Regions from separate parts of the Homo sapiens genome. Here all the other regions are linked to region 3. The links are chromatin loops, found by intact Hi-C in ENCODE. Cell type or tissue: PC-9. All regions are shown on one strand.

The links. Hi-C counts contacts between places; a loop is a spot of excess contacts. Peaks named below come from ENCODE experiments on the same cell type or tissue, not always from the same donor. Only the 100,000 strongest peaks of a DNase experiment are listed, where the experiment ranks them.
Region 1: it touches region 3 in a loop (10-fold over the local background); 11 of 110 quality-filtered maps call a loop at or near these places.
Region 2: it touches region 3 in a loop (9-fold over the local background); 6 of 110 quality-filtered maps call a loop at or near these places.
Region 4: a loop joins it to region 3, with 8 times the contacts of the local background. A loop is called at or near these places in 6 of 110 quality-filtered maps.
Region 5: it touches region 3 in a loop (3-fold over the local background); 2 of 110 quality-filtered maps call a loop at or near these places.

Annotation. Positions count from the first base shown.
Region 1 is chr3:11,649,246-11,654,245 of GRCh38, reverse strand. It overlaps a transcript of VGLL4 not described here. Among named protein-coding and RNA genes, the nearest start is that of VGLL4, 7.8 kb to the right of the region's middle. In PC-9, CTCF peaks have their summits at 1,985 and 2,187; no DNase peak of the experiment used is centred here.
Region 2 is chr3:11,234,353-11,239,352 of GRCh38, reverse strand. The region is part of intron 1 of HRH1 (histamine receptor H1); the gene reads right to left. It also overlaps the pseudogene CHCHD4P4. Among named protein-coding and RNA genes, the nearest start is that of ATG7, 36 kb to the left of the region's middle. In PC-9, CTCF peaks have their summits at 2,351 and 2,558 (motif pointing left); DNase peaks (open chromatin) are centred at 342, 1,042 and 2,512; H3K4me3 peaks cover 1,950 bases; H3K27ac peaks cover 3,055 bases.
Region 3 is chr3:11,057,901-11,062,900 of GRCh38, reverse strand. LOC101927467 (a long non-coding RNA gene) reads right to left here and starts at 636. Exons shown (of 3, transcript NR_188517.1): 1 at 357-636. In PC-9, CTCF peaks have their summits at 1,801, 2,001 (motif pointing left) and 3,191 (motif pointing right); a DNase peak (open chromatin) is centred at 3,200; H3K4me3 peaks cover 296 bases; H3K27me3 peaks cover 1,522 bases.
Region 4 is chr3:11,134,869-11,139,868 of GRCh38, reverse strand. It overlaps a transcript of HRH1 not described here. Among named protein-coding and RNA genes, the nearest start is that of HRH1, 17 kb to the left of the region's middle. RefSeq lists an enhancer at 2,067-3,266. In PC-9, no CTCF peak of the experiment used is centred here; DNase peaks (open chromatin) are centred at 2,298 and 2,798; H3K4me3 peaks cover 2,583 bases; H3K27ac peaks cover 3,522 bases.
Region 5 is chr3:10,972,477-10,977,476 of GRCh38, reverse strand. No RefSeq gene overlaps it. Among named protein-coding and RNA genes, the nearest start is that of SLC6A1, 18 kb to the left of the region's middle. In PC-9, no CTCF peak of the experiment used is centred here; no DNase peak of the experiment used is centred here; H3K27me3 peaks cover 5,000 bases.

The sequences.
Region 1 (5,000 bases), 590 kb before region 3:
ATTTTAAGACAATAGGACATTGACCTCTTGTGCTGTATCAGAGAATGATGATTTGGCTAAGGAGAAAATGCCCAATAATGATTTGCTTGATTTGGGTTTCTTGATTTGTGGCATTATTGTCACTTTTGCCAAATAATGCTTTGTTGTGGTGGTGGTGGTGGGGGGTGTCCTATGCATTGTAGGATGTTTGGCAGCATCCCTGGCTCCTAACCACTAGATGTTAACAACACCCCCAAATTTGAAATAACCAGACATTGCCAGATGTCTCCTGAGGAGGGCAGAATCTCCTTGGTTGAGAGCCTCTGGCCGGGGCCCTTCCCTCTGTGTTGTCTCGGGTGAATTCTATCCCTCTGCCTGCTACAAGTGTCACAGAGTTCTTACTGTCCATCAGAGAAGTGCGAAGTAAAGTCGTAGTGTGGCTGCTCCAGACCTACCAGAATAACAGGAATGAAAGAGTTGGAAAACTGTTGGCAAGGATGGGGAGCAACTTGAAATCTCATACCCTGCTGGTAGGAGTATAAACGGGTACAACTGCTGTGGAAAACTATTTGGCAATATTTACTTAAGCTGAACATACACTTTCTGCGTATCTGCTTCTGAGTACATGTGCGACAGAAATGCATTCCGAGGCTGATAAGAGACACACACTAGAATATTCATAGCAGCACTATTTATAATAACCCCCAGGTAGAAACTACCTAAATGCCCATCAGTGGTAGAATGAAGGATCTGCGATATATTGGAGTAATGGAGTACTAGACAGCAATGCAAATGAATGCTATGCAACTGCACATAAAAATAATGCTACCACTCATAAAATATGTGGAGTGAAGGAATCCAGCCACAAGAGTAGCTAGCATCATACGATTCTCTTTCTATAAAGTGTTATACAACTGATCTACGTTCTTAAAGGTTAGGATAGTAAGTTACCCTATGGGGGTAGTTACTGGAAGAAGGAATAGGTGGAGGTGGGATACATTAAAATTCTCCCTATATAAATAACAGCCATGATTTCTCTTTCCTGGACGGCACCCTAACTGGTTGGAAGGATGACTGTGGAGGTGCTTAGCGTGCTGCATAATGAATGAAGCACTGTGCAGGCAGACTGACCTGTGAAATGAAGTTGGGTCACACATTGGGGCTAGCAGCGAACTTAGCCCTTCAGTTGTTGAATATTTGGGACATTTTCTCCAGTTCTTCTATTTTTACCATGGAAGTCAGTTCTAGTCAATCTTGCAGGAATACATCTATGAGTAATTATGACTTGGTACAAAGTGAATATCAGAATAGCGTTTTAATTGTGAATGTTCTTTGAATGGGACTTACTGAACCTAAATTGGTTGTAGTAGCGAAAATCACTAAAATAATCATGTATGTAAACATGCAAGAAAATATTTGTATTGTCAAACATGTAAGACAGTAGTTGTAAAACTAACAAGTTAAAGTGTTTTGCAAGAGATTTCTCTTTTCTTGGGGATGCTAATCTAATTAAATTCCCTTCCCTCGCACTGATTTATTCTGATTTATTTAAAACACCATTCCTTAGCCTGTAGTCCCAGTACTTTGGGAGGCTGAGATGGGCGGATCACTTGAGGTCAGGAGTTCGAGACCAACCTGTCCAACATGGTGAAACCCCATCTCTAATAAAAATACAAAAATTACCCGGGCGTGGTGGCACGTGCCTGTTATCCCAGCTACTTTGGAGGCTGAGGCAGGAGAATCGCTTGAACCCGGGGGGCAGAAGTTGCCAGTGAGCAGACATCGCGCCACTGCACTCCAGCCTGGGCAACAGAGTTAGACTCCATGTCAAAAAAACAAAAAAACAAAAAACACCATTCCCAGTCTGCACTTTTTAGGATTATTAAGGTTAAATTTATGTGAAAGCACATTTCCTATTTAATCACTTGGCATCAATTTAATTGATTTTGTATTTTGTTTTAACTTTTGCAGAGTTTAGTAAGAATTAAACTATTTGTTAAAAGATATTTTCTATGAATTTTAATATTAAATAAAATAAGGTTTATTTTTGTATTTGAAATATAATGCACATCAGGCAAGAATAGCACGAATTCTGCAGTTTGCTTTTTCAAAATGGTCTTTGTAATTTAAAGTTCACCCCTAGAGGGTGGTGTTGTATTGAAAATTTAAATATGATCTGAAGACCCATTTAAAGTTTTTGAAAAGTCCATAGATTTGTGTTAAAATCTTATATTACAGAGAATGATCAGTCGCTACTTAATAGAAGTTGAGTGTGTTTTAACTTACAAATGGTAGTATTTTGTAAATAATAAAATCTAAGACATAGTTTAATGATATTTGCTTTTGTGAAAAATTCCACAAAATACTGTCCTTTTAAAAAAATCATCCTTGAGCAGCCCCAAGTTGTATAAATAATCACTATTTTATGATATATTTAGGAATTCTTAAAAGAAAGTAACAACAAAGGGAGCTTATTAGATATTTGGTTTATGTCGCTGATTTTTTTTTTTTTTAAATCAGCTACTCCCTGGTACTTACTGTACGTCATTGATATTTAAGGCATTTGAAGTTTGTTTTGTTTTGGTTTCTCCTTTAACTCAGCAGCTTAGTTGTTGACCTACCGTGTACAAAGCAGTCTTTATAATATGGTAGGGGACAGACACAGAAACTATCTTATAGTCTGCTTTGTTTTAGAATGAAGTATAGAATAAACCTAAAATAATGCAGGATGAAGAGATTAATCCTAGCTAATGGTTCTTGGTGGGGGCGGGGGGTTGGTAATTCAGCTAGGCCTTTAAGGAATTTGCATTCTAAACAATGTTTAAAAGAAAAGAAAGTTTGGTTTCTTAAGTCTTCCTTTTTTATTACTCAATGCTAGGTTTTACCTTAAACCCTTTTCTTTCTTTTTCTTTCTTTCTTTTTTTTTTTTTGAGTCTCACTCTATCGCTTAGGCTGGAGTGCAATGGTACAATCTTGGCTCAATACAACCTCCGCCTCCTGGGTTCAAGCAGTTCTCCTGCCTCAGCCTCCCAAGTAGCTGGGATTATAGGCACCTGCCACCACACTTGGCTAATTTTTTTGTATTTAGGAGAGATGGGTTTTCAATATGTTAGTCAGGCTGGTCCCGAACTCCTGACCTCAGGTGATCCACCCGCCCTCCCAAAGTGCTGGGATTACAGGCGTGAGCCACCGCGCCTGGTCCCTTAAACCCTTTTCTATGCTTTCCTTCTTACAACCTTGTCTTAGTAATTAAATTAAGTAGATTACGAAGCAAAAATGTGTTGACCAGTGTAGTGTTTTACAAACACCACCATCATCATCATCATTGGTACTGTTCTTAGTACACTGAGGAATGTGCTGGTAAATTGCGACGGACCTAGAGATCCTCTGAAACATGACAGTTTTGCACCTCCAACTTATTGTTTAACTGATGCTTTAGCTCAAGGAATAGTCAAACTTATTTTCTTGTTATTAGTAAGGTCTGTTTTGAATATTATTTACATCAGGTTAAAGTGTGTGTCTGTGTGTGTGTGTGTGTGTGTGTGTGTTTTCTATGTGTAGCAAGAAGAGAAAAAAAGCACTTTAAAATGAAAGTATTAACTAAATATCCAGCTTACTTGAAACCCTGGGAGGAAGAGCACAGCGGAACCCAGTAGGGGAAACAGATAGCGCAGTAGGGTTACTCATATTTTCTAATGTGGTATTTGGAGATGTTATGTTAGACTTAACATTAAAACTTTCCCCTCTCTTCAAGTGCTCAAATGAAAGCATTTTATTTTAAATAAATGTCTGGGGAGTGATTTTGATCATTTGGCTTTTCTTTCCACAGGCTGATATTAAATAGAAGAGTATTTGGCTTTTATTACACAGCTCGCAGTTTTGGTGATCTATTCTAAAGTGGTAGTCAAACCTCTAGCTAATTAAACAGATCAGCCTAGTAATTAGCCTGGGCTTTCTTCTATCGTCATATTGCCATTATTCCACAAAGATGCTGAGGCACAACCATAATTAACATTTATAAAGCACTTATTGGGCCAGGCGTGGTGGCTCATGCCAGTAATCCCAGCACTTTGGGAGACCGAGGCGGGTGGATGGCTTAAGGCCAGGAGTTCAAGACCAGCCTGGGTAACACAGTGAGAACCTGTCTCTACAAAAAATGATTAAAAAAAAAAGTTAGCCAGACACGGTGGCATGCACCTGTGGTCCTGCTGAGTTGGAAGGATCACTTGAGCCTGGGAAGTCAAGGCTGCAGTGAGCTGTGATTGAGCCACTGCACTCTAGCCTGGGCAATAGAGGGAGACCCTGTTTCAAAAAAACCAAACCAAACCAAACCAAACCAAACCAAACCAAACCAAACCAAACCAAACCAAATAGAGCACTTGTGTGCTGTGGGGGAGTTTTACTCTAAGGACTGAGGCTTAGCTTTCCTTCCCTCTAGAAGCTTATGGTCTAGTTTGGGGGAATTGGTACTGACATATGACATAATTAGTAAGCAGTAGAAGATAAAAAGCACGTACACATGTCTATAAGCTCTGCAAGTGTAGAGCTGTCTCTGTCAATTTTGCTCTTTGAGACAGATACCCCATCTTAAACATCTTTGAATGTTCCAAAGTTCTAAAGAAATGTTTGGATTCTTATTATTTTTAAGTTGTTAAACCCAAATCAAAAGGAGATATCATGAGATATGTAAGCTATAATAAGATATACATATCCATTGCTTATGTCTCACCAGGGAATATTATTTCATTGTGTTGCTGCTTTTTAAAAATCAAGAACTTTCCTTATCCGCATCTTCATTATAGGAAGAATAAACTATTTGTAGGCTAGTTAGAAATTCAGGAAAATGGAAAAAATGCCCACCATTCAAAGATGGGCACTATTAACATTTTGGAATACTTTCCAGTCTTTTTAATGTATACTTTTTCCTATATATATATGTATGTTTTCATAAATACATTAGCACAGTTGGTGAATAATGTGTGTTTTAGTTTTATATCCGATTTTTATTGTTTTCAGTTAAC
Region 2 (5,000 bases), 180 kb before region 3:
TTTATAAATAGGCAAAGGATTTATATAGACATTTCACCAAATAAGATAGAGGAATGGCTCAAAAGCACATGAAAGGATGTTCAACATCATTAGTCATTAGGGAAATGAAAATCAAAACCACAGTGAGATACCACTTCACATGGACTAGGATGACTATAATTTAAAAAGAAGGACAATAACAAGTGTTGGTGAAGATGTGGAGAAAGAAGAACTCTGAAACACTGCTGGTGGAAATGTCAAATGGTGCAGCTACTGTGAAAAGCAATCTGATAGTTCTTCAAATGGTTAAACATAGTTACCATATGACTCAGTGATTCCACACCTAGATATATACCCAAGAGAACTAATCGTGTGACCACAGAAAAACTTGTATGCAGATACTCATAGCATTATTCATAACCACCAAAAAGTGGAAAAAAACCAAATGTTCATCAACTGGTGAATGGATTTTGATTAAAATGTGGTCCATTTGTCAATAAAAAGAAACACAGTACTGTTCCAAGCTACACCATGGGTGAACTGGAAAAACATCATGCTAGGTGAATGAAGCCAGACACAAAAGGCAACACATTGAATGATTCCATTTATATGAAACGTCCAGAATTGGCAAATTTATAGAGACAGAGAATAGATTAGTGGTTGCCTGGTAGTGGAGGGGGGGACAGGAAGGGATCTTTTGGAAAAAACAGAAATGTTCTAAACTTGGATTCTGATGATGTTTATACAACTCTGTACATTTACTAACGATAACTGAATTGTATGATTCACTTAGAATGGGTGAATTTTATGATAGGTAAATTACACCTCAATCAAGTTGTTTTTAAAATTTTTCAGTGGATGAAGAAAGAGGCTGCTCTGGGTTCCAGATCTGTCTGTTTTTAAAATCTATTTCACTACACCAGTGCTGGGAAACAGGATCAGCTATAAGATTCTTCAGTTTCATTTAAATGAAAACAAACTAGTTGCTTAGCGGAAGAACTGCTTTAGCCAGAACCAAGATTTAGATAAAATAGATATCATGATTTCTTGTGAAAGGGGCAGTGAGATGTTATGCGTAACTTCTAAATTAGTCATCAGAAGTGGAAGGAGAGGAATGACTGAGCTACATCAAACCCTTTCCTCCCGCACATCTGTGATCTTTCTCATTTTATAATTTGGTTTAAGAGATTGAACTTGTTTGATTGTTTGTCTGCTCCCCACAACCCCCAGCCCTGGTGTGACAGGCTGGGATTTTTAAAGCTAAGTGCAGGAAAGGGAAACTGAAGGATATTATCACTAAATGGCAAAACAAACAAACAAACAAACAAACAAACAAAGGCAGCATTAAAAGCCCAGCTCAGTTATCTCTTACTTTCTGACCTCAAAAAGCAAGGGAGAGGCTGGGCGCAGTGGCTCACGCCTACAATCCCAGCACTTTGGGAGGCTGAGGTGGGCAGATCACAAGGTCAGGAGTTCGAGACCACCCTGGCCAATATGGTGAAACTCCGTCTCTACTAAAAATACAAAAAAATTAGCAGGGCGTGGTGGCGCATGCTTGTAATCCCAGCTACTCGGGAGGCTGAGGCAGGAGAATTGCTTGAACCTGGGAGGTAGAGGTTGCAGTGAGCTGAGATCACGCCACTGCACTCCAGCCTGGTTGACAGAGCAAGACTCCATCTCAAAAAAAAAAAAAAAAAAAAAAAAAAAAAGGAAAAGAAAAAGAAAAGAAATATTTTCAGGATTGCATCAGGCTGGGAGAGTTTCCATATTGCATCGTTTAATCCTCAATCGTTTAATCCTTAATCGTTTACCGTGCTGGTAACCTCACCAAAATAATTCTGCCCCCAGCCTCCCATTTTAATGATGTGGAAAGAGAGGCTTCTGGAGTTTTTAGGGCTTGGTGCCTGCACTAAGAGATCCCAGAGTGACTGAAGAGCAAGTTTCACTTAAAGGCCCAGGTGGCACCCATCTGCTAAGACCTTCCAGTGAACTTCACATACTCCCCCCACTCCATCCTCTTTTCCATTGTGAAGAGAGGGAAATAAATAAACACTTTAAATAAAGATTCCAGGGAATTGAAAACATGGACATCCGTGCTAACGTGAGAAAAGGATACAGTGAATACATCATCCTCTTTTTCACTGTGAAAAGAGGAAAATAAACAAACGCTTTAAATAAAGATTCCAAGGAATTCGAAAATATGGATATCCGTGCTAACATGAGACAAGGACACAGTGATTACACCACCACACCCAGCACACACACAAGTATCATTTCAGGATAGGATGAATAATGTGTTCATTTTGTTCCGAATCCTTGGAGATTAAACTCTGAGAAATACACTTTCAAAGACCAAAGTCATTCAGGCTGTTCTCTTCTTGAGGAAAAAAAAAGTGATTGATGATATTGAACTAAATAAAAGAGCTGGCAGGAGAAAAAGAGAGGCAGATGCGGCATTTATAAGAGAGAGCTCCCAGGTGATTACCAGTTCCTGTAACTTTTGTCTCTTTCAGTCAAGTGACCTGATGGACACCTGCCTGCAGCTGCCACCTCATCCCACACCTGGGGCTCTTTAGCACCACCTGCTGGTCAAGCCCTCTTGCTGGTTCTGGGGCCAGGGTATTTATATACAGGGGTTATTTATATATTTATATATAGAAGTTATTTATATATAGGGGCATAGATGAGTGTGACTCGATCTGGTTCCTAGTTCTATTCTGATAATCACAGATGATTCATTTATTCATTCATCTATCTATCCATTCATTCTCCCTTCCTTCCATCAAACCATCCACAAAATCTTCACTGATGAATATTCTTGCCAGGTACAGATATTATGATAGCCACCGGATGAACACAGTTCCTATTCTCATGGAGGTGCCAGCCTATACCAGTAATTCTCAACTCTGCCTGCCTGAGAGCTTTGTTTTGTTTTGTTTTGTTTTGAGACGGAGTCTCGCTCTGTCTCCCAGACTGGAGTGCAATGGCACGATCTCAGCTCACCGCAACCTCCGCCTCCTTGGTTCAAGTGATTCTCCTGCCTCAGCCTCCCAGGTTGCTGGGATTACAGGCACCTGCCACCACATCTGGCTAATTTTTACGTATTTAGTAGACAGTGTTTCACCATGTTGGCCAGGCTGGTCTCAAACGATCCACTTGCCTCAGTCTCCCAAAGTGCTGAGATTACAGGCGTGAGCCACTGTGTCAAAAGCTTTTAAAACATATTGAGATGTCTTCTTTCAGGAAGATTGAGTAGAGGTACTTTCTCTATTCTGCTTAGTACAACTAAAACTCTGGATGTTATATTTAAAGCAAACACAAGAAGACTCTGACAGGTGGAGAGGCAAAGGCAAAGCAGTGAGGAACATTGGGGCCCAATGAGCGACACAGTGATGAATTCCCTGGGCTTTTTTTTGGCCACATACATCAGAGATTTTGACCTGAAGTAGCTGGCAGCTCAGAAATGGCAATCGGCACAGGCAAAACAAAAGCCTGCTGTGTCCAGCCAAAGGACTGGGAAAGAGGCTGCCTAGCAAAGTAGAAAACTTTTAGACAACACCTGCTCTATTTCAGCCAAACACCATAGAAAAACACTGTGCCCCGCTCCTGTCCTAGCCAGATGAGGTGAAGTGGGGAGGGCAGCCAAGACTTCCACCCTTGTCAAGCTGTAATGAAGTGACTCAACTCCCCTTGCTGGGGTGGCGTCCCCGCCATTCCTAGCAGGGAGCCGGGACTTGCATCCTGTCAGGTGGTGACAAGCCCTGCACCCACCCCCATGGTGTCAGTAGGGGTGCATGGGGAGCAGTGAGGAGGCACTCTCATCCCTCCCAGCTGGGGACTTATCTGCAGAGGCCTAGTGGGGAGATGGAGCTCCCACATCTGCTCAGCAACAGTGAGGAAGCCACGCCCTTCAAGTGTCAAGAGAAGCGAAGTGGGGAGCCAGGACGTCTACCTCCACCTGGAAGTAATGAGGCAGCATACTCTCCCCGTGTGTCCTCCGGCTTCCTCTGCTACAGCAGTGTCAGTCAAAAGCAGATAAATCAGGAGATTTAAATATGATCCTAGGTCTTATAATACCTAAAATTTCCATATTTCAATTGAAAATCATTTTTCACATCAAAAAATGAGAAGGGATTTCTAATAGCATTTTTTTTTTTTTGAGATGGAGTCTCACTCTGTCACCCAGGCTGGAGTGCAGTGGTGTGATCTCGGCTCACTGCAATCTCTGCCTCCTGGGTTCAAGCTATTCTCCTGCCTCAGCCTCCCATGTAGCTGGGACTACAGACACATGCCACCACGCCCAGCTAATTTTTTGCATTTTTAGTAGAGATGGGGTTTCACTGTGTTAGCCAGGATGGTCTCGATCTCCTGACCTCGTGATCCGCCCACCTCAGCCTCCCAAAGTGCTGGGATTACAGGCGTGAGCCACCGTACCCGGCCAAAACATTTAAAGTAATCATCATAAAAATGCTTCAACATGCAAATGTGAACACAATTGAGACACATGAAAAAAATAAGTCTCAGCAAAGAAACAGAAAATATAAAGAAGCAGCAATGGAAATTTAGAATGGAAATAATAATTGAAATAAGAACCCAGAGGTGCCCGCCCTGCCTGAGGAGAGGGAGGTCATGGCGTGAAGCTACAGCTGCTGCCACCGCCACTTCTGCAAGGTCTCAGGGCAGGGCTGCAGCCATGTCCTACTGCCGGCAGGAAGGGAAGGATCGAATCATATTTATAACCAAAGAAGACCATGAAACTCCAAGCAATGCAGAATTGGTGGCTGATGACCCCAACGATCCATACGAGGAGCATGGATTGATACTACCAATGAAGACATTAACTGGAACCGTCCATGCCTTGGGGGAATGGCCAGCGGCCCCTGTGGGGAACAGTTCAAGTCAGCCTTTTCCTGCTTCCACTATAGCACGGAGGAGATCAAGGGGTCAGACTGTGTAGACCGGTTCCGGGCCATGCAGGAATGCCTGCAGAAATACCCAGACCTCTATCCCCAAGAGGATGA
Region 3 (5,000 bases):
GTGCCTTTCCCTGTGCATCCGTGCATCCCTTCACCTCCCTTGCTCCAGGGTCGCTCTTCAGCAGGTCTTCCTTGGCGCCTGACCGTCTACACGTCTAACCTGTGACCACACACTTCCCCTCTGCCTTCTCCATCTCATTATTTGCTCCACATCCCATTCCCTAGCATAACGCACACTTGGTTCCTCTAGGTTATTGTTTGTCTCCCCTCCCCAAGAACGGAGCCTCCCTGAGGGGAGGGCAGCGGGGTTTGTAGGCTTTATTTCCTGCTGAGTCCCCCGGCCTGGCACCCAGGAAGTTCTCAAGGAAGCACTGCTGAAGGTGCATCCGGAATTGGTGGGTTCTTGCTCTCACTTACTTCAAGAATGAAGTCTGGGACTCTCTCAGTCAGTGTTACAGTTCCTAAAGGCGGTGTGTCCAGAGTTTGTTCTTTCTGATGTTCGGATGTGTTCAGAGTTTCTTCCTTCTGGTGGGTTCGTGGTCTCAGTGGCTTCAGGAGCTAAGCTGCAGACCTTCACAGTGAATGTTACAGCTCATAAAGGCAGTGTGGACCCAAACAATGAACAGCAGCAAGATTTACTGCAAACAGCAAAAGAGGAAATACCCCACAGACTGGAAGGGGACCCGAGCAGGTTACCACTGGTGGCTTGGGCAGCCTGCTTTTATTCTCTTATCTGGCCCCACCCACATCCTGCTGATTGGTCCATTTTACAGAGAGCCGATTGGTCTGTTTTACAGAGAGCTGATTGGTCTGTTTTGACAGGGTGCTGATTGGTGCGTTTACAATCCCTGAGCTAGACACAAAAGTTCTCCAAGTCCCCACTAGATTAGCTAGATACAGAGTGCCTATTGGTGTATTCACAATCCCTTAGCTAGACATAAAGGTTCTCCAAGTCCCCACCAGATCAGCTAGACAGAGCACTGATTGGTGCATTTACAAACCTTGAGCTAGACACAGGGTGCTGATTGGTGCATTTACAACCCCTGAGCTAGATACAGAGTGCTGATTGGTGTATTTACAATACCTTAGCTAGACATAAAGGTTCTCCAAGTCCCCACTAGACTTAAGAGCCCAGCTGGCTTCATCCAGTAGATCCCGCACAGGGGCTGCAGGTGGAGCTGCCTGCCAGTCCCGAGCCTTGCGCCCGCACTCCTCAGCCCTTGGGCGGTGGATGGGACTGGGTGCCGTGGAGCAGGGGGCGGCGCTCGTCAGAGAGGCTCGGGCTGCACAGAAGCCGATGGCGTTGGGGGAGGCTCAGGCATGGTGGGCTGCAGGTCCCGAGCCCTGCCCCGTGGGGAGGCACCTAAGGCCCAGCGAGAAATCGAGTACAGCGCCAGTGGGCGGGCACTGCTGGGGGACCCGGCGCACCCTCCGCAGCTGCTGGCCCGGGTGCTAAGCCCCTCACTGCCCGAGGCCGGCCGGCCGCTCTGAGTGTGGGGCCCGCGGAGCCCACGCCCACCTGGAACTCACGCTGGCCCACAAGTGCCGCGCTCAGCCCCGGTTCCCGCCCGCGCTGCTCTCTCCACACCTCCCTGCAAGCTGAGGGAGCCGGCTCCGGCCTCGGCCAGCCCAGAAAGGGGCTCTCACAGTGCAGCGGCGGGCTGAAGGGCTCCTCAAGCACAGCCAGAGTGGGCAACGAGGCCGAGGAGGCTCCGAGAGCAAGCAAGGGCTGCCAGCACGCTGTCACCTCTCAAAGGGATGAAGGTGTGGGCTCATGCCGTTTTCCCGCAGCCTGGAGGAAGGGGTGGACAACCCGGTTGCATTCAGAGGGGGAAGCTCACAGTGGGCGGAAGTCCCATAACTGGAAGTGACCTGCAGGGCTGAGCCGCTAAAGCTGGCCTGCCCGACTGACAGCAGCACATCTCTGCCCGAAGCCTCCGGCCGAGCCTCGCTTCAGGTACCTACTGCCCGCGCCCCGCTCTCCAGCCTGGCACAGACTCAACTGGCAGGCTGGTTCTGCTGGGGCGCCCGAGTCGGGCCGCGGCGCCACCTGCTGGACACACGATCCATCTGCGCCTCCAGAAGCCGGCGGCCTGTGGGAAAGGAAGACCCCGCTCCTACCCTGGGACTCAGCTTTGAGGCCCTCAGAGGGTTGAAGTGCGTGCCTCAGGGTGTGAGCCAAGAGACAACACCGTTCCCTGGTGTGGTCACGGCGTGGTTAGGAGCTCCAGGGCTGGGCTCTGACAGACCTGGCTTCAGTTCCTGCCTGGACCACTTCCTAGATGTGTGACCCTTGGGGAGCACTCGAGCCTCCCATGCCTCATCTGTGAAACTGAAATGACGCCCATCAGAAGGAGCTCTCCCACCTTCCTCCAAGCCATTCTCCATCCTTTCGCTTTGCCTTTTTTTTCTTTTATAGCACGTACCACCGTCTGATATTTTAATATCCCTTGTTTACTATCTCGCCCACAAAATGTCAGCTGTAGCGTGGTAGCAACTTAGCTCACTGCTGTATCCCAAAAGCCGCAAGCAGGGCCTGCCAGGGTTGGGGCTTCATAAAAACACTTCTCAGTTGAAACACACTTTGCACAATGACTAGCACATACTAAGTATTCCATAAATGGTATTATTATCTTCATTATGCATTCATCAATTCACTTATGCATTTATTCATTTCTTCTTAGCTGATTCACTCACATATAGTTATTTAAAAAATGGAGGTAAAAGATATGTAACATAGGATTTACCATTTAACTATTTTTAGGTGCGCAGCTTGCTGGCACTGAGTCCGCTCACATTGCTGTGCAGAGTCACCACCATCCATCTCCAGAACTCTTCCCATCTTTCCCAGCTGAAACTGCACCCATGAAACCCTCACTCCTTGTTCCCCTCACCCAGCCCCTGGAAACCAGCATTCTACTTTCTGTCTCTATGAATTAGACTGCTCTAGGGATCTCATGTAAGTAGAATCATAGAGTATTTGTCCTTTTATCACAAGTATTTTGGAGCCCCTACTACATACAGTAAGGAGTAGTTCTTGTAGCACCAAGGTGAGGATTAACTGAGATCAATGCAGGTAAAGCACCTAGCACAGGGCAAGTCACAGATGGAGAGCCCAGATTAAATTAGGGCCCCATCCCCTGCACCTTCCTCCCTGAGCTGTGAGGTGAGGTCGTGCTTTTGCCCTGGCAGGGAATTCTCACCCTTGATTTCCCTCTGTGGCTGCTATACTCTATGTAGACACCAGATGGCCGACTTGTACCACGGAGATGTCTTTGGCTGCTGCCTGCAGAGGGGAGCATAGAGAGATGCCGGGAAAGAGGGAGCCTGTCTGGGGCTCGGAGGCAGCAGGAAATGATTAAGAAAAAGGGTGCTGTGGATGAGACACAGGGGCCTAAATCCCCTAGGGTTTGAATCATATGTCGATAGCAGGGATCCTGCAGAGAGGAGGAAGAGGAGAGAAGGGACAGGATGTTGCAGCGGAAAGAGCACAGGGGCTGTTGCTGTATACTTGGGGAACACACTCAACCCAGCTTGGCCACCTTTCTGCTAATGCGTCTTCTGATAGCCGCTCTGTAGAGTTGTTTGGGACATTAAGTGAAGAGGTTTGCTGAGGCTCCTGGCACACGGCAAGGCTCTGTGGGGACTGATGCATGGCAAAGAGAGGCTCCTTCTGGGACCACGACACAGCCAGGAGGTGGGGGAATCTTTATCCCTCCTCACGCCACTCAGTGAAGGCCACTCCATCTCCTACTTACTAAGTTTCCACTGAGTGCCAGACCCTAAGCCAGGTGGTAGGCAACCAGGGACCTTAGCATGCCTCCAGTCCCTGTCCAGCCTGCTAGTGAGTGGCACAGGAGAGCCTGCGTCGCTGGGGTCCTCCCCCACCTGCTTGTCAGCCCCTGCTGCTTCCAGGAGCGCTTTGGTCTCCTAAGCAGGAGTGGCCAGGCAGGGGGTGTCATATGCCCACTTTACAGATTCCTCTCCGCCCTCAGAAACTAGTTTTTATTGCCCACAAAAAGCCTTATTTAAGAAACTAGACACAAAAGGTCACAAATTGCATGACTGCGTTCTTTGAAATGTCCGGAAAAGACAAATTCAGAGACAGACGGTAGATTAGTGGTTTCCAGGGGCTGAGGGAGGGGACGATGGGAAGAAACTGCTTAATGGGGTTATCTTCTGTGAATGATGAAAATGTTTTGGAACTAGATAGAGGTGGTGATTGTACAACATTGTGAATGTACTGGATTGTTCACTTTAAAATGTTAGCTTTTTTTTTTTGGGAGACAGATTCTCACTCTGTCGCCCAGGCTGGAGTGCAGTGGCCGGATCTCAGCTCACTGCAACCTCCAGCTTCTGGGTTCACGCGATTCTCCTGCCTCAGTCTCCCCTAGGATTACAGGTGCATGCTGCCACACCCACCTAATTTTTGTATTTTTAGTAGAGACAGGGTTTCACCATGTTGGCCAAGCTGGTCTTGAACTCCCGACTTCAAGTGATCTGCCCACCTTGGCCTCCCAAAGTGCTGGGATTACAGGCGTGAACCACTGCGCCTGGCTACGTTATGTAAATTTGACCTTAATTTTTAAAAAGGTGATTTAAAAATATGTTACTGCTATTGTGACCATTAAAGTTAAGGGCTGGGAGAGGTATAAGGACCTTCCAAACCTTGAAATCCAAAGACTGGAGCTTTTCTCTCTCTAACGATTGAGGAAGGACTGTATCCATCCATCTGTCTGTCTGTCTGTGCATCCATCCGGCCTTCTCATCATTCATCTATCCATCCATTCACCTACTCACCCATCCATTCTTCCGCCATTTATTTTATTATCTGTTTTCTTATTATTCATCCACCAATGTATCATTCCCTCTGTTTCCTCGCTTACCCATCTGTCCATGCACGCACCCACCTACCTGCCTATACTCCCATTCGTCCAACCACCCATCCATCCATCCACCCACCCACCCACTCACCTACCTGCCATGCTCCCGTTCATCCATCCATTTATCCATCTACCCATCCATCCATCCACCTATCCATCCACCCATCCATTCATCCAT
Region 4 (5,000 bases), 77 kb before region 3:
ATCCCAAAAAACAACTCCATAACTCCTAATTCCCCCCCTTTCCCCATCTCTTGGCGACCATGAATCTGAACTTTCATATGAATGGAGTTCTATAATTTGCTGTCTTCTGTGACTGTCTTCTTTCATTTGGCATTAAAACTTTTCAAGTTTTACCCATGTTGTGGTATGTGTCTGTACTTCATTCCTTTTTATGGCTCGATAATATCGCATTGTGTGAATATTCCACAATTTGTGTATCCCTTCATGAGTTGATGGACATATGGGTTATATCCACTGGCTGTTAAGAACAGGCGGGTCACGGTGGCTCACGCCTGAAATCCCAGCACTTTGGGAGGCTGAGGTGGGCGGATCACCTGAGGTCAGGAGTTCTAGATCAGCTTTGCCAACACGGTGAAACCTTGTCTCTACCAAATATATAAAAATTAGCTGGGCGTGGTGGCAGGCGCCTGTAATCCCAGCTACTCGGGAAGCTGAGGCAGGAGAATTGCTTGAACCCGGGAGGCGGAGGTCGCAGTGAGCCGAGATTGCACCACTGCACTCCAGCCTGGGTAACAGAGCAAGATTCCACCTCAAAATAAAAAAAAAAAAGGCGGGCGGCTCGTTCCTGTAATCCCAGTATTCTGGGAAGCTGAGGCAGGTGGATCACCTGAAGTCAGGGGTTCGAAACCAGCCTGGCCAACATGGTGAAACCTCATCTCTACTAAAAATACAAAATTAGCCGGGCATGGTGGCGCATGCCTGTAATCCCAGCTACTTGGGAGGCTGAGGCAGGAGAATCACTTGAACCTGGGAGGCAGAGGCTGCAGTGAGCCGAGATCGCACCATTGCACTCTAGCCTGGGCAACAAGAGCAAAATTCTTTCTAAAAAAAAAAAAAAAAGAACAATGCAGCTATGGCCAGGCACAGTGGCTCACATCTGTAATCCCAGCACTTTGGGAGGCTGAGGTGGGAGGATTGTTTGAGCCCAGGAGTTTGACACCAGCTTGGGCAACATGGCAAAACCCTGTCTCTATAAAAAATGAAAAATTTGGGCGGACATGGTGGTGTACACTTGTAGTCCCAGCTACTTGGGAGGCCGAGGTGGGAGGATTGCTTGAGCCTGGGAGATGGAGGCTGCAGTGAGCTGTGATCATGCCACTGCACTCAAAAAAAAAAAAAAAAAAATTCAGCTATGAACATTCTTGTACAAGTTTTTGTGTGAACAGATGTTTTCCATTTTTCTGGGTATATACCAGGGGATGGTCTTGTTGGATCATATGGTAATCCCACGATTAACTTTTTGAGGAACTTGCCAAACTGTTTTCCAAAGTAACTGCACCGTGGTACATTCCATCTAGAAATGTTTGAGGGCTCCAATGTCTTCACATCCTTGCCAACATTTGTTATTGTCCATTTTCTTATAGCCCTCCTAGTGAGTGTGAAGTGGTACCTCATTGTGGCTGGCCATCTGTATATCTTTGGAGAAATGTCTGTTCAAGTCCTTTACCCATTTTTTGGCTGGGTTGTTTTTTGTGTGTGTGTGTTGAGTTGTAAGAGTTCCTTGTTTAGGCTGGGCGCGGTGGCTCACGCCTGTAATCCTAGCACTTTGGGAGGCCGAGGCGGGCAGATCACAAGGTCAGGAGATCGAGACCATCCTGGCTAACACGGTGAAACCCCGTCTCTACTAAAAATACAAAAAAAAAAAAAAATAGCCAAACGTGGTGCGGGCGCCTGTAGTCCCAGCTACTTGGGAGACTGAGGCAGGAGAATGGTGTGAACCTGGGAGACGGAGCTTGCAGTGAGCAGAGATCACGACACTCCACTCCAGCCTGGACAACAGAGGGAGACTCCGTCTCAAAAAAAAAAGAGTTCCTTGTGTATTCTGGATAGTACACCTGTATCAGGTGTACTATATGAGTTGCAAATATTTTCTCCCATTCTCTGGGTACTGCCTTTTTCTAATTTACACTGGGGCTCCTTTTGGGCTGGTAGGGACCTTAGTTCCTCAGCCAGAGCACCAGATACTCTCCCGCCATAACAAAAGAAAGTGTATCAGTGGCCTCACTCAAGAGGACAACTTAGTACCTCAGTACCTTTACAGATGGCCTGCTATGTGCCAGGCGTGGAGGATGTGAATCTGAAGATAACAGGGTCCGTTCCGGTCGCTGTTCCCCATCCTCAAGAAGGACTCAATCAATAACTCAGACGCTCAAGCCAGAACACTGGGGGCTGACTGGACTCCTCCCCCATCACTCCACCATCCAATCAGCCATCACAGCCCATGATGACTCCTCCCACCTTGTGCCACCATCCAATCAGTCACCACAGCCCACAGTAACTCCTCCCTATCACTCCAGCATCCAATCAGCCACCTCAGTCCCTGGTGACTCGTCCCCCATCATTCCAGCATCTAATCAGCCCCCAGAGCCCGTCACCCCTCCATTCTCTTCCCCACGCCCCAGCGGAGTCTAGGCGGTAATTGCCTCTCACCTGGCTGGTTTCAGTAGCTTCCTGTCTCCAGACCTCAGGGCTTGCTTCTTGTAGTTCATTTCTCCATCAGTGCACGAGCAGAGTGATTTTTCTTAAATGAAAAATCCCATTGAGGGCTGCCTGGCGGACAACTTCTCTACGGCTACTATCAAAAGAAAATGCACACGGAAGCCGACAGCTCCGTGTCATCTGGCACCCACTGCTGTCTCCACTCCCCTCCTTGAAGTGACTCAGTCTGACTAAACTGTTGGTCAGTTTCCCAGCACATACCACCTCCAAGTGCTGCCGGCATGGTGTGCTTTGAAATGAGGGACGGTAAAGAAATGCGTCAGGGATTCCCGAAATAAGTCACGGGTTAGGCAGTAACTTGTCAGGCAGGAGCTGGGAGTTTGCTAGGGGCACGGTAAGGGTTCCGGTTATGGGAAAGAGCCTCGCTTCTGCCTGTGCAGGCGCTTGGACACACAGGCCTGCCTTGGTGCTCATGAGTCACCCGAGAAGATGTGCCTAGAAATGACTCTCCTGGGTGTGTGAGAGCCTGAGTCTACCCCAGGGGTTTGGAAGGCGGATTCAGCTGCCTTCCTTAGGTCGTCTTAGGATCTTCAAACCCCAGCGCCGAAAAAGACTAATGACCATGTGGCCCACCCCTTCATCCCTTTGCCTCTATAAACCTCCATTCTTCCCATCTCAAAAATGGGAACAATGACATTTTTTTAGATGGCCGTGAGGCTCAAAGAAGATTATCTAGACTCCTGTGTGAGTTTTAAGTTGGATGGGGAAACTGAGGCCCAAAGAAACGAATCGGTTGCTTCCAGCCTTGACGTGTGTTGGAATCATCGGGGGAGTTTGTTAGAAATAAGGATCCCTGGATCCTACTGCTGGGTTGGGGTAGAGACCCAGTCATCTGTATTTTTTAACCTCCCAAGGTGTTGCTGCAGGGAACCAGGTCTAGCTCTCCTCCCAGAATCCTAAGGCAGCCTCTGGCCAGAGGGTCACTGAGGTGCAGGCTGTGTGTGGTCAGCACGCCTTGCTTTTCCTGTCTGGAAGCCAAAAGCTGGCTTTCCCACTGCCAAACTGCTGGCAATACAGAGGCCATTCTGGCGACTGTTTTCTAAATGTGGCTATCAAGGATGTTCTGGGAGAGAAAAGCCCTGGCACACAGCCTTGGTCTCTGAGGGGCTTGCAGGCACCTGGGGTAGGGGAGGCTCAGTGGTGTATGGGAGTTGTCGGGGAGGGGCAGGATGCTCCATCATAGGGTGAATGGAATTGAAACCAATGTTTAAAATGAGCTGGGTTTAGGGCCGGGCACAGTGGCTCACGTCTATAATCCCAGCACTTTGGGAGGCCAAGGCAGGCAGATCACTTGAGGTCAGGAGTTTGCAACCAGCCTGGCCAACATGGCAAAACCCCGTCTCTACTAAAAATACAAAAAATTAGCCGGGTGTGGTGGTGGGCACCTGTAATCCCAGCTACTCAGGAGGCTGAGGCAGGAGAATCGCTTGAACCCAGGAGGTGGAGGTTGCAGTGAGCCGAGATCATGCCACTGCACTCCAGCCTGGTGACAGAGCAGACGCTGTCTCAAAAAAAAAAAAAAAAAAAAAAAAAAAAAGCTGGTTTTGTTGTGGGTGGGGTGGAGACAGGGGGAGGTGCTTCAGTTGTCACCTCCATGTCTGCTTCAGGCCCCTCCTTACCCTTCCTATGAAAACATTTTCTCTGTACAAGATCTGGAACTCATGCACACTGAGGCACAGTTATCTAATCATACCAATGTAGGGCTGAGCATGGTGGCTCACGAGGCCTGTAATCCCAGCACTTTGGGAGGCCTCGTTCACCTGAGGTCAGAAGTTCTAGACCAGCCTGGCCAACATGGTGAAACCCCGCCTCTACTAAAAATACAAAAAATTAGCTGGCGTGGTGGCAGGTGCCTGTAATCCCAGCCACTCAGGAGGCAAAGGCAGAGGCAGGAGGATTGTTTGAACCCAGGAGGCGGAGGCTGCGGTGAGCAAAGATCGCACCATTGCACTCCAGCCTGGGCAACAAGAGCGAAACTCTATCTCTGTCTCTCTCAAAAACAAAACAAAACAAAACAAAAACCAATGTAAAACATGACCACATTTCCTTCTTTTTTTTCTTCTACTCTCTCCCCCTCTCCTTCTTTCTCCCTCCCTCTGCTTTCTAATTTTGCCCCTGGTCTTGAGCTTTTAATCTGAATTACATGTTCCCAGGTTCTTTATTTCCTCATTTATTATCGATGTTTTCCAACTTGCTTGGCTAAGCCACCACTCTGGTCATAATGTATCCCACTTTCTGCCAACCCTGCCTTACCCCCATGCAGCAGAACATGCCTAGAGAAAAGCCATGTTTTTCACATGGTGTTTCACAACCATTTTGACTGTGTTCACTTGAGTCATGACCTTGAATGTTGAGAGCACTCTCAATGCTGCCTAGCAATTATACTCTGCCTCCCTAGTCATTCTCTCTCCAGCTCTGCTAGGGACCGTTTGACTCCTCTCCTCCCCTAAACCCTTAATGCC
Region 5 (5,000 bases), 85 kb after region 3:
ATTCCTACTGTAAAGAAATGGATGAGAATAAAGCTGTAATGTTTTCCCCATGCAAGTTCACGGACCTCCTGAGTTCTCTTTGCACCGTGGAAGGCCAGAAACTCCTGGGCTGGGCTGTTAGAGGAAGAGGCTATGGTGGAAGCTGAAGAGGTCTCTTCCATAGGGGTCTGCATGAGGCTCTGGGCCCAGGGGGCTCTGCCCAGCCCCACAGGTGTGAAAGAGAGGATCCCTTTCTTGTCCCCAGATATGCTTGGCTACAGCATCAGTCCAGCATCTTGAGAGACAGCTGAGGACAGCACCTTGAGCCCAGGCATCAGCAGGGACAGCAAATGTGGATGCTGGAGAGATAGAGGGTGGCAGCTGTTATAGGCAACTAGTGCTGCCAGGCTGGTTGGTGAGAACCTAGGAGATATCTCTTGGGGCTTCCCAGACATATTTGGGTGAAATTTTCAGGTCAATGTAGGGCCTACACTCTAGTGAAATGTGAATTATGACTGTTATGAGGGCTTCTGTTACGAGGGGAGGAGACATAATAGTAACACTTGGTGTTTGTGTAATATTTTATAGTGTAAAAATGACTCATGTTTCTCAAGATACATCAATGGTAATCCCCAAATTCACAGATGAGGAGGTTGAGGGCCTAAAGAGGGACAGGGATTTGTTCAAGGTCACATGGTTAATGAATGATGGGGCCAACTCAAGGCTTGAACTCTTAGTCCAGCATAAAAAGTGGAAGAGAGAAGCCTGAGAAGAGAAACTAAGGAGGGACCACTGGATACCTTGAGCATGAGACTGAGGTATGAGGACCTTGCTCTGGTGCCCAGGGGAAGCTAAGTAGGTTTTTTGAGCAGGGGATTGACTTGGAAGCTTTGGGAAAATTAATCTGGTGATGGTGTGTGTATAGGTTGGATGGGAAGAGTGACTGGGGACTAAGAGGCATCCAGGAGGTGGCTACTATTATCCAGAGAGAAACAATGACATCGTGACAAAAAACTTTGAGAACAAACTCCATGCAATGAACCCCTGACTGTCCACCTGGAAGGGCCACATGGACATCTGGTGGAGTCTACTCCCAGGGCCGTCCCATGCACCATGAGCGCATGTCATTCCCCACACAGGTGTCTGACCCGGGGGTGGGAGGAATGTGGGCTGAAATCCAGTCTGTGCTCCACTGGCCAAGCCAAAGTGTGGGGCTACGTCCACCCAGAGGGGTGCTGTTCTAATTTACATGAAGGTTCACTATATGCAAGTGCAGCCCTGTACATTGCCCTTTCTTTCAGCAAGAGCACCCCAAATTTCCTCAGGAGTACCACCCCTTTACTCTGTCCAGATCATGTAGTTTAGGTAGGGCTCGACTCACCTCCAGCACTAGAGATGGGCACATGACCCAAGCCTGGCCAATCAGGAGAACTTCATCTCTTCCACCACAGTGATTGGTTCAGGGAGGAGCACATGACCCAAGCTGGTCCAATCAAAATAAATCCTGGAACTCTTGATGCTGACAGCCATGTTTCCCCCATGAAAGAGTGTTTAGTGAGTCCTAATGATATCATTTGAGTCCCTGGATCCAGCCATGCCTGATGTCTCCCTGGGACTTTTATGTGACCCAGTAAGTCCTTCTGACCTAGGTAATGTTTAGCTTACAGCACTTAGCATTGGGATTTTGTTGCTTGCAACCTATCAGAAGGGTCACCTAGGTCACAGGAAACCAATCTATAGACCACAGGCCAAATTCTGCCTACTACCTGTTTGTAGTAAGGTTTTACTGGAACATGGCCATGCCCATTTGCTCACATACTGTCTATGGCTGTAGAGCAGAATTAAGTAGTTGTGACAGAGACCATAAGGCCCCCAAAGCCTAAATATTTACTGTATGGCTTACCTTACCAAATATCTTACCTAAATATCTTACCAAAAAAACTCATTGATCCCTGACCTAGATTAATGTCTGTCTTTATTAAGGTGGAAATTGGGGCCCAGAGAAGGGCTTCCCTAAAGTTGGGGCAGAGCCAGAACTAGAAACCTGGTTTTCTGACTCCCAGCCTAGAGCCCTTTGTGCAGTCTCTTTTTATCTCTCAGACACTACCCCTAAATGTCCATGGGTCCCCTAGAGGTGTTTGATTCACGTGGCAGTTGGATCCCTCTGCTAGTCTGAGGCAAAATTCTTTTCTGCAGCCTCCTTGTGATACACCCAGGAGATGCAGGAGTGGGGAAATTGAAATCCATAAATAACCAAGCCTCATTCCAGCCAGTCCAGCCTGCCTCCCCAAAGGACCTGCTAACTGGAGCTGGAGCTGACACAGAGGACAACTGTCCCATTTGGGACCCTATCCAAACCCCACAGATGCTCTCCTGGCCATGGAGCCTGGGACCAGAGGAAGGCCCTGTTGTAAAATGCTTTTTCCATCCTCTGACACTCCTCCGTCTTAAGGGGGCCAAGAGGTGTTTGGGAACCTACCTCAGGGGTCTGGGCTGGGAGAGCTCAGAGACATGAAGGATGGGCAATCAGAGAAGGCTCCCTGGAGGAGGTGGCCTGGAGTATTCAAAGATGGAATAAAAACGTTCTTGAAACCCTTTGCTCCCTTGCTGAAACCCTGTCCTCCCCCAGCTGCCTAAAATGCAGCCACACGAGTGTGCCCTGAATATGCCAAGCCCATTCCTCCATCTGCCAGCCATGCCCTCCTCTCAGAGCTTTGCACGGATGGGATGGCTCCCTTCATCGTTCGGGTCTCTGCGCGCTTGTCACTGCCAGCCTTCCCTGAACACCTTTCTGACAGCTGCTGCCCAGTCTGAGTCACTCTCCATTCTGCCTTCCATTTTCGTTTTCTTATAACGCTGGTCTCTAGAATAGTAATACCTGGCCTGGGGCGGGGGAGATCAAGGGTCTCTGTTAAGTGATTAGCCAAGGATGCGGCAGTTAACAGGGAACTTGGAATTCAGCAGTGGAGATGCGGTTGCCTTGTGGAGTGAGGGGTGCTATTCCACTGTTGGGTGGGGTAGGGAACTACGGGGTCCCTGTTGTGGAAAGACTTTGCTGAGTTGGTCAGGAGTTGGACAGGGAAAGCAGGAAGGAGAAGGAAAGGGGCTCCTGGTAGGGGACCAGGGAATAAGGAGCGCAGCGGGTGTGAGGTGTGAGGAAGGAAGAGAGGAGGGAGCATGGAGTGCCAAAGCTGGAGAGGTGCGCAGGCCTCATAGAGCACGTGTGAGGCTGAGTCCCATCCCAAGGGGGATGGGGCACCAGGGCAGGCGGTGGTTGAGATGGGACTTGATAAAATCACCCACAGCTCAGAAGGCTGGTTTTTAGGATGTGTTAGAGGCTGGAGTCAGGGCCAAAGGGAGGTCTATCTGAGGGAGGATCTCTGAGTCTACCTGAGGAGTGAGTGTTGCCAGAGAAGAAGACACAGTGACCTGGACTGCCTGCTCTCCCTCCCTCAGCATCCACATCTAGGACTCCTGTCCTGCTACAGCCCCTCCAGGCCGTTGGTCTGGTCGGCTTCCTGGAGGAGGTGACCTGAGCAGCCTGGACCCATTGAAAAAGGCTGAACAGGGAGGCCTTGGTAGAAGCCCCCGTTTAGCTGTAAGTGGGCTGTGTGAGGTTGGGCACCTCTCTGAGTCTCAGTTTCTTCATCTGTCAAATGGGAACAACAGAAGTCCCTGTCTGCTGGGTTTCGTGACAGGTCAATGAGACGTGTCAAGTGCTGGCACAAGGACCAGCACCCAAGGAGTGGCGATTCAGTGATTATTAGGGGCTGGCTTTTTCCCACCAGAGGCCCATTTAAGGAAGGTGGGGACAGACTAGGAGGAGAGAAAAGTTGCTGGAGATTTGGGGGAGTCTAAGGCATTAAGAGACATATCTTTTGGGGAGGCTTAAGGCTGACCTGTCTCCTACGGGGCTCCTAACCCTCAGGGCAGCTCTTAGAAGGACAGTCCTGAAACTGGGAGGGGGATCCCATCTTCAGAGTTGGCAGCTGAGGACAGAAGCTGTGCATTTTGGTCCTGCTGCCATTCCTTTGCAACCACAGTGTGCAGGCCAGGTGGAGACAGCCACCTTGTGGAAGGTGACAGATGGCCACAAATGAGGGGTGAATGAACCTGCTAAATCATCAGTTGGGAAATTGAGCATCTCACGTCCCATCTGCGAGAGCCTCTTCCTTGTGGAAGGGAGCGTATGCTCGGGTGTGAATGTAGGGGGCGTTCGGTGTATATACAGACGGGTTCAGACAGTGCTGCGATGAGGGTGAGGATACACACACGCACTCCCTTCCCGCATTCTTCCCATCACACGTGCTCTGGCACCTGTCCATTGGTCCACGGGCTTTTGCACACAGTGATCACACATTTTTGTAATCCAGAAACACCAGCCTATATGTGTTTGCACCCAGAAGCAAGACACCCCAAAGGGCAGATTTGCACACTGGCTCTTTTTCACTTGGACCCACATGCAAGGGAGAAGTCAAGGAAGCCGTGTGCTTTTCCTCATGGAATCACAGGCGTGCAGCCTGTGTCCTTGTTCACAGGTATTTCCTGGCCTTCCCCAAGAGGGGATTTCACTTCCCATCCTGTTGCAGTCAGGCTCGGCTGTGTGTCCACTCTGGCCATAGAATAGGGTGGAAGAGCGAGGAGTCACTTCTGCGCAGGAGCCTTGAAAACCAGTTCATGGCTCCTTCATGCTCTTTTCCCTCTGCCACAGTGACCCGCAGTGTTCCAGCTAGAGGCTGCCCGTTTACTCTAGGTCCTGGGATGCAGCTGACAGAGAGCAGAGCCATAGGTGACCTGCAAATTAACTGGTAGATGCTGAGAAGTAAATCTGTGCTGCTGTGAGCCATTGAGACTGGGGGCCATTTGTAACTGCAGCGTCACCAGCCTTAGCCGACTGAAACAACACCCCCTCCCTCCGACTCCTGCTGGGTTCACACGCACCACCCACAGACTCACATCGGTCTCACACCCTTTACACACACCCACACACTCATGTACACTCACACTGGGCATGTGCACAT